2 separate regions of the Homo sapiens genome follow, and region 1 is linked to region 2. Evidence: chromatin loops called from intact Hi-C (ENCODE). Cell type or tissue: K562. All regions are shown on one strand. Links, peaks and the distances in the headings refer to the core of each region. The heading gives the core; the rest is flanking DNA. Region 1 holds the start of RDH14 (retinol dehydrogenase 14). Region 2 overlaps LINC00954 (long intergenic non-protein coding RNA 954).

Region 1 (9,035 bases), core at 702-8,701, 1.3 Mb before region 2:
GAAACTACCACAATCCTGCTGGGAGCTGAACTTTTGAGGAGTCCAAGGAGAAGATTGGTGAGTAGAAAGTGCCCCAGATGGTTCACTCCGAACTGCATCTCAAACCCATCTTCAGTCTTCATGTAAGGGCACTGGAAGATCCCTGCGTTATTGATCAAGACATCCAGCCTAGGCTCTTCCTTTAAATGTCAAAAAGAGAATGGCAGAATTATTAAGAACACACGCCTTGTATTGCTTTTTCTGTTCATGATAATTACATTTTAATAAAAATGGGCACTTGAGACTAAAAGCATTTAATTTCAGTTGTTGGTCTATCGATCAGAGAACTACTTGAAACACTGGCAATTTTGTGTTTAATAAATGGGGAAAGGGATTCCTCCGCAGGATGTTCCTCAGATAAATACTGATGTTCATGATCTTTCATTCAACAGCTCTTTTTTCTCATTTATTAAAATGATATACAGAAAGATATTTATCTACAGTCATCTTCCAATAAAAGATGTAGAAACTAAATCTAAGACTTAATTTCTGGTTTTATGCTTTTATAACAATAACATTTACAAATATATAAACTTTAACATTGCATTAGAAAGTTGACTACGTGATCAGTACCAAGATCTTTCTCAAAACAGAAATACAGTCAATTTGAGGACAAGGCACTCCTACAATCCCATATTTCTCCCTTTAATTTCAGTTGAACTAGGAAAATATCAATTTGGGAGTTATCAGGTTAATACTGAGATCATATCAAAATTATAAGTGTACCTATGATAAAATGTTTAAAAATACTTGCAAACTACTAAAATTCTATCCCAAAATGCTTCTATGAGCTTCCAATAATTGAGAGAAAAATAGAAAAAAAAATAGATGCAGAAGCTTGATAGGAGCCAGGCTTTGTGCTTTTCGCATGTCACCACATCTAATTCCAACAACTGTATAAGCAAATGAAGCTCACAGGCTAGGTGACTTGCCCAGTATCAGAACTCCTAAGTAGCAAAATAAGATCAGATCTGAAGATGAAGTCTTTGACACCAAGGCCTATTTTCTTAATTAGTAAGCTGGCATGGCTTTCTAATTGGGATTTTCAAAACAGCTAGAGAGGCAATGAAAGCTAGACAGACCATATGCTGTAGAAAACAGGTAAGCATAGTTTATTCCCAGAGCTACTGGTTATCAACACCAAGGGCAAACTTATGGTTGCTTTATTCTGTAGTTCTCTCAGGGTAAATGGCACCATGGGGGTGGAACAACTTCAAGTCATTTCCTTAAAAGTGAAACAAGCAATAGAAAAGGTCAGAAATGCAAACTTAACACTGGAGAGAACATCATGAATAAATCGAGATTCATAAAGAATAATCAAAGATTAAGAAAAAAATAATCAGGTAATATAAAAATATCCAGCGTAAAGGGGACTCTAGGAGATCTGTACAGTCAACATTTTATACTCTGAACTTATGCTTCTGTATCTTTCCAAATTAAAGTCCTAAAATTTAGACTGTTCTCATAGGGAAGTCTTTTTATTCCTTAAATCATGTAAGATGGTCTTCTCTAGCCTTTTCTCGGTTGTTCTGTTTCTTTTGATGGACAAAGAAATGCACATGTTCCAAGTGTAAAGACACTGTGATGACCCATGATTAATATGAGGTCAACTTTCAAATTTCACTGGCCCTTCTGCCAACTATAAGTGAAAAGAAAAATGTGTTACATTTCACAACTGTTATCGAAGCCCACCTGTCAGAGGATTAACTATTTCTCATTCTGCCCTGTCTAAGCATCTTTGGGTTTTCCAATAGTCAACTTCAAAAAGAAGGCAAGAGTTCACTCATGGGGGAAAGAAAGGAGTATTCTTTTTCACAAATCCTTTGGAAGATTTTCCTGAATTAATCATTTGTTATCCAGCATTCTTTGCTGGGCTTGTGTTATTTTAAAATTTTGTCATTTACTATTTTTTTAAATTCTACGAGATAAATGAAATAAATACCAAGAATACCAACCTGTGGGAAATCTACATTTCCATTTTTTTTTCCTTCTAATTATAGTCACTTAACTTCAGAGCCAGGCAGGAACAGAAATACTTACTTAGAAGCAAGGACAACTTAATTATCTCTTTGTGTCCTCACTTTTTAATTAGTTCTGCCTCAAGTGCCAAAGAAGCAAACCCAGCCCCATCTATATTTTAAAGAGGAACAGAAAGATCCATCTTTAATGCTTCCAAAATCTCACTGATGAGTATTATTTCTTAACCTGTGTTACACATAATTAAATACTAGCAATAAACAAAAAACCAACTCTCTAGTTCTGCAACAGCTCCCGAACTGTGGCCTACAGCATTGCAGCAAACTCTCAGGGTGTTGTGGAATATTTTAAATTTTCGAGGGAAACACAGTGATATTTGCTCAATACCTCAAAACTACTAGCTCCAGGTGGTTCACAGCTTGAACATTACATTGTGCTATATTCCTTTCAATGACATTATTTCTTTGTGGAGCTGACTTTTAAGCAGCTGTTAGCAGTTGCTGTAATAAAAAACAAGAACAATGCTAAAAATCTACCTAGAACAGGAAATGAGGGTGGAAGTGTCCAATCTGATTCCAAGGTTTCAGACACTGGTGTAATGACCAACAGAGATACATTTCCCATTAGTAGTTATGGCTGTTTAAGAACAAAATAAACATATTATTTTTTTCTTTCAATTATGTTATCTTCTCAAATAGCTACTAAGTTGTTAGGACATAACTACTTATTAGGTTGTGTCAAAGGAAAATAAATCTCAGAACCCAAAATCACTAAGTCAAAGGTTAAAGTCAAGCTGGGAACTGCCTCAGACAAACCTGCCTCCCATTTTATTCCTAAATAAGATAGCTACAAAGAAAAAGAAGCTACATATCACCCTCATAATTTGCCCACATGGGCCTCAAGATCTTTACCCTAAAACACTTCTGTTGAATTTCACCCTGGCAATGTATTCATAAATTGATAGCTCATCTTCACAAGTGCCAAACAAAAGACAGAACTCTAAAGTCATCCTTCTGCTCACCTGAGATAAATGCTTATCTGATTGCTGACTCTGCCGTATTGTTTATGTGAAAATGCAGACTCACTGAGCCAGTCTAAGACATAAGTGATTATTCCTCTATCCCTCCTGCACATGTAAATTGTATTCAGTAAAAGGCTAATCAAAGACCCAAAAGAATGCAACCTTTTGTCTCCCATCTACCTATGACCTGGAAGCCCCCACTTCGAGTTGTCCCACTTTTCCAGGAGAACCAATGTATACCTTACATATGTGATTGATGTCTCATGTCTCCCTAAAATGTATAAAACCAAGCTGTGCCCCGACCACCTTGGGCACATGTCCTCAGGACCGCCTGAGGTTCTGCCACGGGTGCATCCTTAACCTTGGCAAAATAAACTTTCTAAATAAATGAACTGGGAAATATTTCTGGCCTAAGGGCATCATGAAAAAATTACTGAGAAAATTTGGGAACCTCTTCTCTAGACTCAAGAGACTCTACGTCATATAGGCACCTTTCTTGTCCCAGCTAATTTTAAATTTCACTCTTCTGAACAAATGCCCTCTGAATGCCAGTTATCCCTGCAAGAAACTCTTCTACCTCAATCTCAACGGAGAACATCCACTTATGTGGAATTACTTACCATTTGCACAAAGAAATCCTCACACCTCACTGCCAGGCAGCAGGAGGAAAGAACAAGGGTTAAAAGCAAGTGTTCTGGAGACAGACCACAAGCAAGTTTCTTAGCCTTCCTATGCCTCAGTTTCCTCGCGTTGTAAAACAGGGATGATAATAATGCCTACTCCACAGGGTTACTGTGTAGCTTCAATGACAGTTATAGGCAAGGACACTTCATTTTCATTTAAGACAAAAAGGAAAATCTGAAATGCTTGGCACAGCTCCTGGCATACAGATCTTCAATAATGCTGGGTGTTATTTTTATTCCTGTCTCTGTATGGAGCATGACCACTGGGTTCCAAAATGTATTCTACTTGGAAATCAGGCCACAGTCCCGTTAAGGATGGTGCTGAGTTTACTGGTGGCAGCGAGCTCCTTACCCCAGCAGAAAAGGGGCAGAGGCCGGGGGAAGGAGAACTTTTTTTAAAGGACTGATATGAGGTCCTTAGCTAGCAACTTCCCCCAGTGCTCAGGGGTTCTGAAGACACAGCTTGGTGCAAATTCACTTCTGACACAGGAAAAACAATTCAGAGGCCATGGATCTACTTCGGGGCGGTCCTCACGTAACGAAATGAAACGTTCAGAAACTGGTTTATTTATTTTTCTCTTGGGCCCATTTCTTTTTCGACATCCTTAGAGGACAGAAGGCAGCCCTCCCAGTTAGTTTCTCTTTCCCTCTCAACCCTGCAGCTTCCCGGCCGCCTCAAAGTGGCTTTTTGGACTCCTCTCAGCCTCAGCGGTTCCCAAGGTGACACCCTGAACCCCAGGGCGGTCCCTCGCGGCTCAGCCCCAGCCCGCAGTCCCCTCCCACACCGTGCCCAGGCCCTCCCCACCAGCCCGGCCCCCCGAGGCCCACACCTGGAGCATTTCCTGGCAGAAGGCGCGCACCGAGCGCAGCGAGGCGAGGTCCAGCTCCCGGACTATGAGCTCGCCCACCCCGCTGACGCCAGGCTCTGGGCCGCACTCCGCGGCCTGGCGGAGCTCGCGGCGGAGCTGACCCGCCGCCTCCTCGGCGCGCGCGCGGTCCCGGCAGCCCATGATCACCCGCGCTCCCAGGCGCAGTAGCTCGGCGGCCGTGGCGCGGCCCAGGCCGCTGTTCGCCCCGGTGATCAGCACAGTCTTCCCGTGCATGAGGCCGGGGTCCCCGCCTCTGCGCAGCCGCTGGACCCTGGGCCCCACGAACCGGCGGGCCGCCAGCCACAGCGCCCCGCCCAGAGCGGCCAGTACTGCCGCCGCAGTGGCCACTGCCATCGTCAGGCCCGAGGGCCCACCGGCCCCTCCACGGGAGTTCCGCAGCCGCCGCCTTACCGGAACCCAAGAGACCACCTGTACGCGGAGAACGCTGGGGCGCGGCGGGTCGGCCCCTGACGGTGCGCGTGGGGCATGCTGGGACTTGTAGTTTCCCTCTGGGGGGGTCGCCTGATTGGTTGTGAGAGTTCAGCGCCCTGGGTCCTGCGCCCTCCGTGGAAGCTCCTCCCAGCCTAATGATGGAGGCTGGGCAACCAGCACAGTGTTCAGGGTGCTGGGGTTCATACGTATTGAAATCCCAGAGTAGTGGCGGACTTCCCCATGGGAATGTCTGATGAGTACTTTGAATCACAGATCTCTGTACAGGCCCTGTTACAAATGCCACTCCTCAGGGCATTTCGTGTGTTTTCCTTTGAGGGCTCTTGGGACTTGTAAATTCAGTTCAATTCACCTTCTGAGGAATGGGCCCTGACAAGCTGAAGTCTGAGGTAGGACTGTTTTTCATAGATGAGACAAAGAATTAAGCAACATGAATCAGTTGGAAATAGAATGGTCGAGTAGTTCTCAAACTTAAATGCACATCAGAATCACCTGGAGGACTTGGGGTGGGGGTTCGGGGTGGGGGAATGAAACAAAACGAAAACAAAAAACCAGGGCCCCAGTATTAGAGTTTCTAATTCAATAGGTACAGGATGGGGCCTGATAATTTGCACTTTTAACAAGTTTCCAGGTGCTGCTGCTGCTGCAGATCTGGGAACCACACTTTGAGAACCACTGAACAAGACATTATGTCATTGGTCCCTATTAAAAAAAAGAAAGCCATCTTCAAATGATCTTCACACTGGCAGAGGTACAGTGGGAAAAGCTTGGACTTATTGTAAATATAGGCTTCTGAGCAGGCCATTTACAAATGCCTCCCTGCCCTCTCCATAGGACTATTACACACAACGATGGAAGGCAAAGTGCTTGGCTCACTGTAAAATGCCTCATTAATATCAGGGTTAGTGTCACAGGGACCCTTCTTCAAGCTACAAACTTCATAGCTGTAGACCAAGCTACTTTTAAAGACTCATTCGTTCGTCTGCCTCTCCATCCAATATGTGCCTGGCCCTGCCTGTTCCCTGTTAGAGCCACAGAGAAATGGGACACCATTTCTGCTCTCAGGGTGCTTACTTTCTGGAACTGTGATCTCCCACTTCCCACCCTCCACCCATTGCAGGTTCTCCAGACAAGGAAAAAGAACCACAGCTTGTGTCGTTTGAGACAAACTCCCCAATAATTGTGATAATCCATCTTCCACTCCCTTACATTTGGGAAGGATGTAACATGCAACTAATAGTCAGAATACAAAGAAAAAGGGATGGATTCCAGGAGGTTTCTTATGAGTAATGAGAATGGAGCTCAGAGGTGGGAAAGAGCACTCTTACTGGGGATTATACAAGGCACCAGGAACAGGAATCATGAGAGGTGGTCCTACACCACCCTATCCCCAATTTGAAGCTGCTACTCAAACTCATTGATCCCCCAGCATATGTTTCCACTTTATTGTCCTTTCTACCCATCCACATCTTGCCCATCCATCAAAATCACAGGCTACCTCAAGTCTTTCTTTCCTGACCACTTCCAGCCTATAAAGATCTCTGCTCCCTTCATGTGTGACCCTCAGGGTCATGTGTGACCCTCACTGGCACTGAAGACAAACAGCCTTCTAGTATTGGCTGTTTGAGTTTGCACATTTGACTTCCTTGACCAGATTGTTAAGGTTTCAAGTTTCCTAGAGGATAGGATTGTGTCTGCGTACCTCTTGTGGTCTTTGCATGGGAGGACACCTACAAAATGGTAGGTACTCAGTGTCACATGTCACAACTGATATATTTTGGACTGGTTTACATAAAATTAGGGAGCATCAGAAGATGTGTTTCAGCTGTGGTCTTCTCTCATCTAGAGCCAGGGGTGGAATACATATGTACAGGTGGAGTAGAGATGAAGGTGGAGGTAGAGAGAGCAGGAGAGGGTAGGAGGAAAAGAGGAGGGAGGAATCCTTAGACCTGCAGTGTAACTGCTGTGTAGTTTATGCATGGAACTTAATGAAATGATTAATCTGTACCAGATGGGTCCAAAGGCCATGAAATTAATAACTCTATTTGGAAGGGAGGAAAGAGACCTCATTATAACTTATGAAGTAAGATTTGAATTTGAATCTAATTAGTCTTAACACTTATTAGCTCCATATCCTTAAACAAGCTGTCTAATCTTTTTGAATCTTAGGCTCCTCATTGATAAAAAGGAAGGTAATAATAATACTATGTCACAAACATTTAATTTGATAAGAAAATGAAGTAACATGTGAAAATAACCAGGTCACTGTGCCTAACATATGATATATTTAATGACCAACCAATTTTTGTTGAAAACAAAACAAAAATCATGAGAGAATGACAATGAAGGGCCAGGATACTACACTTCATGTCACTTTTTGAAGTGGTAGCGTAGGGTCTTTTTTTTTTTTTTCCATACAAATATGGATGTGCCAGCCTGCCAGGCCCAAAGCCGGAGACTTCAAATATGAAACTCTGTGGATCAGAGGCATTTAACCCACCAAATAATTTTCAGAGAACCTTTCTTAGGGGTTTCTGTTTAAGGCTTATCTTAGAAAGTACCCTGGAGGAACAACCAGATGATTTATTTCTAAATGAGCAGTATCAAAATTGTTATACTCATGCAGGTAGAGTGAAATTCTCATTTTGCTTTGGTTACAAAGCTAGCCATAGCAGTCACAGAATACAAAGCTCCAGTTTTCAAGAGTGTGCTTAACCATACTCCTTCTACCTTTGAAGACACTATTCTACAATGCTGATGGGTAACAATTCATTGTTATCTACAAACATCCAAAAATGAGCAGTGTTTATAAAACTAAGTAAGCTTCTAAAACAGTGCCTTAAGCATGCAAATATTCAAGTTCTAAACTTATCCTAAAGAGTCATCATTATGACTTACACAGAGATAGGTGTAATGGCATTCAACAGTATTGGTAGTTCAAAGAGAAGTAGTTTGATGGTAACTTGAGGGTTCAAAAGGTTTTCCAAAAAATCAGGAGAAAACCTTTCCAAAGAAGCAAAGTTTTAAGGTCCAATTTTCTGAAATACCTATCTAATTATCCTAGAGAGCCAAAAGAAGTGGCTTCTGTAACACCAGACTATCACCACTTTATTTCTCCTCCCTGCCCCTAACTACTGAATTTTTTATTAAAGCCATAAGCTGCGATGGAACCTAACCTCTGTGCCCCTTCAATGTGGAACATGTGGTCATCAAAGAAGATGTGGGGCCGGATCTTCACCAAGATGGGACTTTTGGGGGCTCCAGCAAGGAAAAGAGCTTCGTCTATCTCTAGACCCCAGCGTCGAAGGGTCTTCAGCACACGGGCGCCTGAACTGGCTGCACTCCTAGCTGTAACCAGGTAGGTCCTGATAGGACAAAGTAACCGTTCATTTTTGGCATAGAACTTCTTTTGCAGTCTGCCTAAATCTTCCAGAAAGCCTTTTAGGGGACCCTGTAAAAGGAACATATATCACAGCTGTGATACAGTGAGCCAAAGAAAGTGAATGCTAAAAAGCAGAGACCTATATGATACGATACAATACAAAGGATATAATACAGCATGACATGCAGTGTTATGAAGCTGATGGCAAAATGCTAAAACTTGATAGGAATTTATGTGAATATGTTTTCTGATATAGAACCATCCTTGCATTCCTGGAATGTGCCTAAAATGACCATATTATTTAACATGTAAACCTATATACTTTAGGTATGAAAGAATGTTCAATAAATACTTAAGCCAGGACAACAGACATAAACTATCCATGGTAAGCTGGAATAGAGGGTCACTCTAAATAAACTCTAATTAGTTACCAAAGCACTACTCTTTTAATTTGCTTTTTGTGAATTGTGCATTTTAACTTTATGAAGTATATGCTTTTGTCTAGTTTAATGCTGTTTGGCTTGAATCTAACTGTGTCTTTCATTTTTAACCTTTCCAAACACTTGGTTTTAGTATCTCTTGTACAGAGCCTAGAATTGGATTTTGCTATGTGA
Region 2 (9,035 bases), core at 722-8,721:
TAGAAACAAATCATTGCATAACTAAATCATGATCCACCATGCACATAGCCCACCAACCAATGGAGAAGACCAGCAGAACAGATAGTAGGCTATCTCTTCCAGCCTCAAGCCCCAATGCTGTCATTCCTAAGTTGAGACGTTGAAGTCTCTTTGCCTCCCTGGTACAGAGTCTGTTTGCCTTGTCTTGTCCATGAACCAGAGTTCCTTCAAGTCCTTTCTTGCTCTGCAGTTCTACAAACCAGTGAGCCTGCTCTTGCCTCCATGCTTGTCCTAGGCTGATGCTGCTCTGCTACTACTCAGTTAAAGAAACATTGGCCCAAGAGGACAGGCACAAGGACAGGTGGAAGAAGAAAGCTGTCCTGCCACCAGGAGATGGCATGGTGGTATGGCAGTCCCAGGTCCGAGGTCAAGGAGTGGCTGGGGAACAGAGGGAGAACTTTGAGTATTTCTGCCTGGGTGCCCTCAGCTTGACATTCTCTCATTCAGCAGGGCCTCAGAGAGAGCAGACAGACACTGGAGATCCAGGCAAGAGTAGCTCAAGGTAAGGGTGTTCTGGAGTATACTTTGGGGGACAAAGGGCAGAAGAAGAAAGTTGTCCATGAGTTCACCAAGCCCTTCCTCTCTTAAGATGAGTCGTTCATTGAGTTTCACCATGGGGAGATGGCCATTGTGAATCAGCCATAGTCAACACTCTTTGAGGTAGAACTGATGAGCTTTGCAGATGCCTCAGCAGAATTACTCCTGGACAAGTGTTGGGTGTCAGAGTCACCAGAATTTGATGGCAGCCCCCAGTGGAACATAATAAATAGGTACATATCCTCAGCTAGCAGCTGAGAGGGCAGAACCAGAACCCCAGTCCTACCAGATATAGCCCAAGATTCTGTAAGAATATCTTACATGCTAAAGCAAGATCCCCAAAGTGAGGACCTGATATGGTTAGGCTGTGTCCCCACCCAAAATCTCATCTTGAATTATCCCCACAATCCCCACTTGTCAAGGGCAGGACCAAGGGTGGAGGTATGGGGGCAGTTTCCCCGGAGCTGTTCTCATGATAGTGACTCTCACGAGATCTGATGGTTTTATAAGTGTCTGACATGTCCCCTGCTTGCACTCACTCCATCCTGCCACCCTGTGAAGGAGGTGCCTGCTTCTCCTTTGCCTTCTGCCATGATTGTAAGTTCCCTGAGGCCTCCACAGCCATGCAGAACTGTGAGTCCATTAAACTTCTTTCCTTTATAAATTACCCAGTCTCGGGTATTTCTTTATAGCAGTGTGAGAAGGGACTAATACAGGACCAAATCTCCCAATAGATCTGAGTCTACCAAATGAGACTTCCATCACTTCTGTGCAGCTTCTCAGTTAGGAACTTCCCCTGACTTCTAACAGCCTCAAGCCCCCGCCCCAGTCCTACTCATACTTCCTCATGTATAAGAAAGGGTCAGCCAGTCCTCACCAGTCCTCAGATAACTACTGGAATGGACACAAGGTTTCTCCAGAGTGCCTCACTCCTTGTTTGTCTCCAAATTCTTCCTGACAGCTGCAAAAAAGAGAATAACCTGCTAGAGGTAGACTTTTACCCTGTCTCCCAGGGTGAGAAGGTCCAATACCCCTCATTGGTCAAGAAGCTGGTGAAGTTTGTGGCACCCAGATTCAAAGAGGTGAGATCTCAGAGAACCAGAAAGGGCTAAATAGGAACCTAGATTCCTGTTTATATGGCCAGTATGGGGACACTGAGCAAAGTCCCTGGGAGCCCCAGGTCCCAAGTACTTCCTAGGCTTTTATAAAGAGATCTGGATGACATGTCCTGCTTGGTGACTTGGCATCAACGTTTAGAAGTCAAGTCTGACAGATGGCAACTGGTAACCAGATTAAGCATGGAGGGTGGGGACAGGGCAGCCTAGCATGAGTGGGACCCTAGCTGATCCTCTGCTTAGACAGTTGTTGACTCTGTGACCTAAACAGGTCATGTCTCCTTTTTGAACCTTACCACCTTCTGCAAAATGGAGCATTAACGTTAAAGTCACTGAAGACTTTAGAAGTATTGATAAAGCATTCAATAAGTAGACTTCCTAAGAGGAAACGAAACTGACTCATTCCTGATCAACACCCTCAGAATAATCCCATTTCATGCCTAGATGCAGGAGGAAGCTCATTATCTTCCCCATCCCATTCTCACACTTTAACTCCTCCTCTCCTCCTCTTGTCTCCTTGAAGAAAGCCTGCCCTCTTACTAAAGCCAGTTGGGAAGAGGTCCCATAAGGCTTTTGTCTTAGGAAAAAGTGTGGGTGGGAAGGAATTGTTGTTGGGTCACTCTTGGTTTCCCAAGGCCCTGAGACAGGAACTTCTGTTCCTGCTAGAACAGAATGGCCTCTGCCCACACCGAGCTCGAGATGCTGTGGAAGCTTCCAGATCCTTGGCTCCTTAAGGTTTGTCCTGCTGTAATGCTCAGTCTTCTGCTATTCACCCACTTCCATTCTCAGGTGTATCTGTACCACCTGACCCAATCCTGCCTACACTTGGACCCTGACGGGCATTGTGGTGGCCAGTACTATCCAGAGGAGAGAGAAGGAGGTAAGAGCAGGCCCCTAGCCACGTGTCCAGTAGCAACACTGAGAAGTTCTGCCCCAAAGGTCCTGCCCATAAAGTTCTCTGCACTTTCCCCCTCCATCCCTCCAAACAAACTCACCCTTCTGAAAGCTGCCTCAAGTCCTGACCAGATGGCACCCTCCTGCAGAAGTCCCTGAACAGCAAGCACTCTGCATGTCATGCCTACATCTCAGCCTGAGGAACTCTTGAAGAGGCCTTTCCTCCAGAGCTGAGTGAGCTCTAAGAGCTCTTTGGCCAAAAACCCCTGGCTCTTGCCCATCACACTTGCCTAGTGTCTGGCTACGATAATTTTCAGGCATTTTATGAAACATTTAACAAGTCTGATTACCCTTCTAGGAGACAGTCCTAGAATAGAGGTCATATGAACATAGATCTTAGTCCTCCTGCCTCAGTGAGTCCCTCACCCCATACACACCTTGAACTCAGGCCAGAAGAGAGCACTTGACCATCTGGCTCTGGTTCCAGTGACTCCAGGACTTATATGCCCACAAGCCAAAAGAAGATCAAGATCTGAGTGGGAACTGTGGAAAGCATGTCATGCGAGCCCCTGCCGCCCTTGAAACTCTGCGTTCCTCCTCCTCAAAGAACAGTGCCTGAAGGTCCTGGCTGTGGCCCTGGCTGGCCATCTTGCTTCCTGGTCACGGTGGTGGCCACTGTGCTGGTCCTGTCCAAGATGACCTGTACATCATTCCATGAATGACACGTGACAACAGCTTCCCAGTGTAATAAGCACATTTAACCCAGCACTTGTCAGCCCCACTGTTCTGTTGGAAGTGTTCTATCTCACTGATCTTGCCTCTCCTAAAGCAAGGGACAACTCCTGGCACTCCGCTGCAGAGGCCCTTGAAGCCTGTTGGAATTTTAGTGAAATGAGATGCCTGGCTTAAGCCATGTTGCCTGGCTTCTCAAGTACCAGCGGACATATTACTAGCAAGGAAGAAGGCTAGCAGCAAGAATGGTTATTGCATCCTAGAGGCATTTAGTGGAGGAGAAAACTGCCCTGGTACCGCCATAGCCCTAAGTGCTGCCCAGAGTTCTGAGCTCTCGATGAGCACTTGGAACACGTCTGCCTGCAGCCTCCCTACACTTTTTTATGACTTGTCCTACTTGTCAAGCCCAGCTTGTCCCACTTCTCCACATGAGTCTTCCAGTGACATCTTTGTGACCATCTCCACCCCCTGGGTAAATGCTCCACGCTGGGAGTCCACAAAACACAGTCTGACTTAGAGATTCTCTGGCATGACTCTCTTCCCCACTGTGTACACTGACTGCCTTAGATGTAGGCCTCTTGTTTGGGGCCCTTCCTGGCCAGACCCTGAAGCAGCCTCTGAGGAGGGTGGTAAGAATGGTTCCCTAGAGCCCAGTTACAGAGTCTGCCTCCTTTCCAGATCATGCTGTAATGGACTGAGATCTCAACTCAGCCCACACTCTTTCCTGGCCTACATAGCCGTCTCAGAAGGGCAATGTTTCTCGCTGTTAAAGCGGGTGGTCCCTCTTGCTAACCTAGCTGAGCATCAGGTACTGGTTAGCTGTAAGGGCTGGGAAGTGGGGGGTGTACCCATTGGCCTTGGTGATGAAGACAGCCAGGTATCCAAGTCCCAGCCGGGACTCCTGCTGGGCCATAAAGGCTTCAATATGCTGGCTTCTCCCCATTGAGGACCTCAGGCCCCAGTTCATTATCAGGATTTTAGAAATACCAAGAACATCAAAAGAACAGAAAAGAGGCCCTTAAGGGACTCCTAATAAGATAGAATTTGCATGTCCTCATTGGACTAGAACCTGAACTGCTTTAAAAAGCAAAAGGCCCTTGGTACAATCTGATGGATGTGACTGTACAGAGAAGAGGAAACACCTCTGAGGGGAGTGAGAGGCCTTGGTAAGGAAGTTGCAATCTGGAGCCACCTGGGCAGGTCAGAGCTCTATAAGCAGGAGAAGCCAAGGGCATAACACACAGTAGTGCAGGTGTCAGCCAGGAATCAAGGCTATGACAGCTGGAGTCCCGGGCCAAGAACTACAGGGGGAAGGAGGAGAAATGCTTGTTCCCCCAACTCCTATCTCCTGCCATGGGGGTGGACTTCTACTAGCTATGACATTCCTACCATCTCTCTGCCTCTTCCCTCTCTCTTTTCTCTCTGCCCCACCCTGGGACACGGTGACTTCCCTGATGCTAGGGGGAGGGGATGGTGTGGGTTAAAAAAAAAAAAACAAGCTGCATAGCTCAGCCCCTTCCTCTCTCCCCTCACTCTCCTGGGGGTGCCTGCTTTCAGAGTCTGTGCAGCTCTTGTCTCCTTCTTACCATAACCCTACCTGGGCGGCAGCAGCCGCCGCCCACACCCTCCCCTACCCCCATGGCACTGCCTGCCACATCCAGGACCATTTCCGAATTCTGAGGCTCTGTTGTCGGAGTGTCCCCTCTAAGCTGCATCCTGCAACCCAGTCCTATTCCCAGAGAAGCCCAACATCCCCTCTGGATCTGCCTGTCTGCATTACCGTTTGGTTCAAAACCCAGTGCTGGTTACTGGGCCTCTCAGGACACCAGGGAGGCTGGGCTGGGGAGGACTGGTGGGCGAGCTGTCCCCTCCACATTCTGCCAATGCCTGGGACGTGAAACTCATTCCTGTTTCCATGAGACTCGTATCCTTAATGTCCCTTTTGACTTCAGCTAATTCTGAGTAAGTTTTTGACCCTCGCACCTAAATTTGGCCCAAGGCAGAAACAGCGGGGATTGGCTTCTCTGACGGCTGAGTCACTTGTCTTCCTGTCTTCTCCCTCATATTCCACTTCTTGTGGGCGTGAATTAAAGTAGAACCAGGCAGGCGACACTCTCCTGTTGGTGACCAGCGTTCCACAGTAAAATGGGGTGTGACAGCAGCTGGCAGAGCAGCAGCCTGCCCGGGGCTGTGGGCCACATCCCCCCTCCACCCCAACCAAGCAGCCTGCCCTGCCCTGGTGCCAGGCGCCAATCGGCTGAGCAAAATAGGCTGAACTCAGGCCCTGCGAGGCCAGGACGGCGCCTATCAAGAACTCCTGTTCCCTCCAGGGCAAGAAGAGGGAGGAGCGAGGCTTGCCCTGAGCGGAGGGGCTTCAAAACTGAGCCCTGGGCAAAATGGGGCAAGTTGGTCACCCTAGAGGGAGCTTAGGTTTAAGGAAAAGAATCTGGGACCTTCTAGCTTTGACTCCAGTCTAACATAACTCTCTGATTGTCCCTTTAGTAAAATAGAAATAATGTCAGTCTTGAAAGAATGTCATGAGGCTTTCATGAGGACACATGGAAATGGCAGACATTTGTCTTGCTGGAAGGTTCTCCCGTTTCCCCGCCCCTATTCCAGGTAGGTTGCTGTCCTCAGTACCTGAGGTTTTATGTGGAATCACCATTCTCCTTCCCATGATTGTAAGTCAGATTATAAGCAGCATTTGAGTAGATGGAAATGTGATTAGGTCTATGTCCCTCATCCCAACATTCTTTATGCCAGCTTTCATTCCCACAGCTCCAGCTGGAGACATGCACCCACAACTTAGCAGTGCCTTGGGGTGTCCTGTCTACTGCAGGACGTCTTCAGTGCCCATAACGTTCTTCTCCAAATTAGGTTTCTGAGCCTTTGCATATTACATCACAGGGCTGGGCCCATGGGACTGCAATCCGGGAGGATGGTCCTAGGCACAAAATTGAATCTTGAGATAGGTCTAAGGTTTGCCATCAGGATTAATGAAAATAAGTGTACACCGGGGCATGCTTCACTAACTGGAAGTCACTATTATTAAACTGAGAACCGGAAGGGCTAGATCTGGTCATAATTCTGTTAACCAACTGCATAACCTTTAAGCCGGAACCTTTACCTGTAAAATAAAGGAGTAGATGATTTCTCCAGTTCCTTCCCGCTCAAGTGTCCTATGACTGATTAAAATTATGTGTCCATTAAGCAGCTCAAAAGGAATTATGTCTGGCTATCTGAAAGCTCACAGCCAGCCAAGGAGGAAGTGCACTAAAGGCGAGGCCCGGCTGCTCCCCAGCCCAGCACTGCTCGCTGCTGTGTTAATTGACAATGATGGAACAAAGCACATTTTATGAGAGTTCATGAGTAGGAAGTCCAAGGAGCCTATACATTAGTCACGTCTGAAAATCTTCCTTGCTGGTCCTGCAAGCCAGAGGAGCTGGCCACTGCCACTTACCCAGATGAAGGACATGTCGATCCAGAAAAGGGAACAGTTAGCCAACATTGCTTTATTTGCTCAATCGTAATAACTTTTTCCAGGGAGAAAACCCACGTAAAACTATTGGAGACAGAATTCTGGATCAAGTCAGGCCACAACATAAAATTACATGGTAACAATGGTCTCCAATTTGAGAGAAGCAGCATAATGCACCCCAACCTCCCACAAAAACCTCAAACCCTTGACTCGGGAAAACAAGAAGGTCATCTTCCATCGGCCCTTTCCTCCACTGTCCTTCTCCCCAGACTCCCTTGTGCTTGTATAGGGCAGGGAGGGGTAAGGAAAACAGATCAGTTGCCCTGGGACGTCAATCACCCTGTTGAAACTGGTCTGAGTGCCAGACAGACAACCAACATGGCTCCTGCCTTCAGGGTCCACATCTTGAAGAGGGAGAGGAACACAGGAAATGGAAAAGCACCCTGGAATTAGATGCTGGGCCAGATGAACTGGAAGTAGTTCTTAAACTTGAGTGTGCCTCAGACTCCCCAGGGGCCTTGTTAAAACACAGATGGCTAGACCCTACCCCCAGGGAGCTAGATTCACTTGGCTTGGGGTAGGGCTGATATTTTGCATTTCTAACATGGTCCTAGGTGCTGCTGGTCCATAGACCATGTGCTGAGAACCAGTACTACAGACAGTGCTCCCCATACTTTAGTGTGCGTATGAACCGCCTGGGGGCCTGGGTAAAGTGTGAGCTCTGATTCAGCAGGTCTGGTACAGGGCTAGGGATCTGCATTTCTAACAAGCTCCCAGGTGATGCCAATGCTGCCGGTCTGTGGTCCCCATTCAGTAGCAAGGGTGCTCCATCTAGACCAGAGTGTGATGGAAGTTAGAGAATGAGATGAGTTTGGGTTGATATTGGCAGGGAAGGTTTAATGGTAGTTACTGGGACTTGGGCTGGTCCCAGAAGAATGAGCAGGATTTAAATAAATGAAAAGGCTGTATTCTGGGAGAGAAATTTGAACACAGACAGGGCGGTGGGATTGAGAATAGCAAGGGTAGAGGAGTGGGCACTGGCCATTGTCACAGATGAGTGACACACCGAGGCTTGGGGCCCTGCATGCAGGCGCCTTGCTCCATCTGCCTCCACACCACCCTCCCCAAGCAAGAAGCTGGTGCAGTTCCAGTAAGTCTACTGGCAGCCAGTCTTCATAATGGAAATAATTATTGTTCTGTGAGTCCCAGACTGACAGCTCCCAATCCTGCCTGCTCAGCCAACTGGGTTATTTTTTCACCTGGCTTGTTAGCAATGGTTTGTTGTTTGGCAGCATGAAGTGACTCCCACTTTTCCTTTCCAATCTCAAGTCAGAGAAACCTCAGTTCTCCGAGAGTTGAATGTCTCGAAGCCACACGGGGGTGGTTATGGATTTCTCAGCAGGCAGCCAGGGCAACCAGCATGTTCTATATGGTGCTCAGTCATGGGTTCCTCTCCTGATCCAGTGAGGGTCATGATCAGATAAAGGAGTAATAGCCCCTTCTTTCCCACACCCACCCCCCAACCTTGGAAGTCTTCCGTTTTCAGGTTTGTTCTAACAAAAGGCTCACCTTTTCTTCAATAGAGCTGCATGTGTAGGTGCAGAAACATGCGAGCTCATGTGCAAAAGGCCTGTCATTTGAAAATGAAACTACTATTTATTGGGTTTCCCAGCAGTGCTGTAACGAGGCACTACAAACTGAGTGGCTTATAACAACAGAAATTTATTTTCTCACAGTCCTGGAGACTGGGGAGTCCAAAATCAAGGTGTTGGCAAGGGCATGCTCCCTCTGAAGCCTCTAGGGCATGGACCTCACCCCTGGGGAGCTGGAAACCCTTCCTTGCTTTTTCCAGTTTCGGGTATCCCTGGGTGTTCCTTGGCTTGTGGCAGAACCACTCCAGTCTCCACCTCTGTCTTCACAAGCCGTTCTCCCCAGTGTCTGTGTCCAAATTTCCTTTTCCTTGTAAGGACATCAGTCACACAAGGTATCTGTAAGGACCCACCCTACTCCACCTGCATCTTCTTAACTAATTAGATCTGTCATAACTTTATTCCCAAATAAGGTCACATTCTGAGGTACTGGTAGTTAAAACTCCAACATATCTTTTTGGGGGGCCCAATTCAACTCCTAACAGGTAACTTTATAGTTTATAACATTATATTACCTGCTGAATTTGACCTTGTCTTTTAGAGGGGCTTTTTCCTCTAAACTAGAATAGTGACCTGTTTTAAATAAAATCG

The links. Peaks named below come from ENCODE experiments on the same cell type or tissue, not always from the same donor. Only the 100,000 strongest peaks of a DNase experiment are listed, where the experiment ranks them.
Region 1: it touches region 2 in a loop (2.6-fold over the local background); 2 of 110 quality-filtered maps call a loop at or near these places.

Annotation. Positions count from the first base shown.
Region 1 is chr2:18,555,630-18,564,664 of GRCh38, forward strand. NT5C1B-RDH14 (NT5C1B-RDH14 readthrough) reads right to left here. Exons shown (of 11, transcript NM_001199104.2): 10 at 8,216-8,490; 11 at 1-179. The coding sequence ends at 155. It overlaps RDH14 (retinol dehydrogenase 14), which reads right to left and starts at 5,024. Exons shown (of 2, transcript NM_020905.4): 1 at 4,551-5,024; 2 at 1-179. The coding sequence starts at 4,943. It overlaps NT5C1B (5'-nucleotidase, cytosolic IB), which reads right to left. Exons shown (of 9, transcript NM_033253.4): 9 at 7,242-8,490. The coding sequence ends at 8,167. LOC105373456 (a long non-coding RNA gene) reads left to right here and starts at 4,547. Exons shown (of 6, transcript XR_007086234.1): 1 at 4,547-5,062; 2 at 8,192-8,397. RefSeq lists enhancers at 4,184-4,233, 5,044-5,093, 5,154-5,203, 5,214-5,433 and a silencer at 4,444-4,953. In K562, for the core only: no CTCF peak of the experiment used is centred there; DNase peaks (open chromatin) are centred at 4,512 and 5,122; H3K4me3 peaks cover 1,950 bases.
Region 2 is chr2:19,881,078-19,890,112 of GRCh38, forward strand. It overlaps LINC00954 (long intergenic non-protein coding RNA 954), which reads left to right. Exons shown (of 10, transcript NR_033875.1): 8 at 1,538-1,658; 9 at 2,481-2,571; 10 at 3,073-3,970. Among named protein-coding and RNA genes, the nearest start is that of TTC32, 16 kb to the right of the region's middle. In K562, for the core only: no CTCF peak of the experiment used is centred there; no DNase peak of the experiment used is centred there.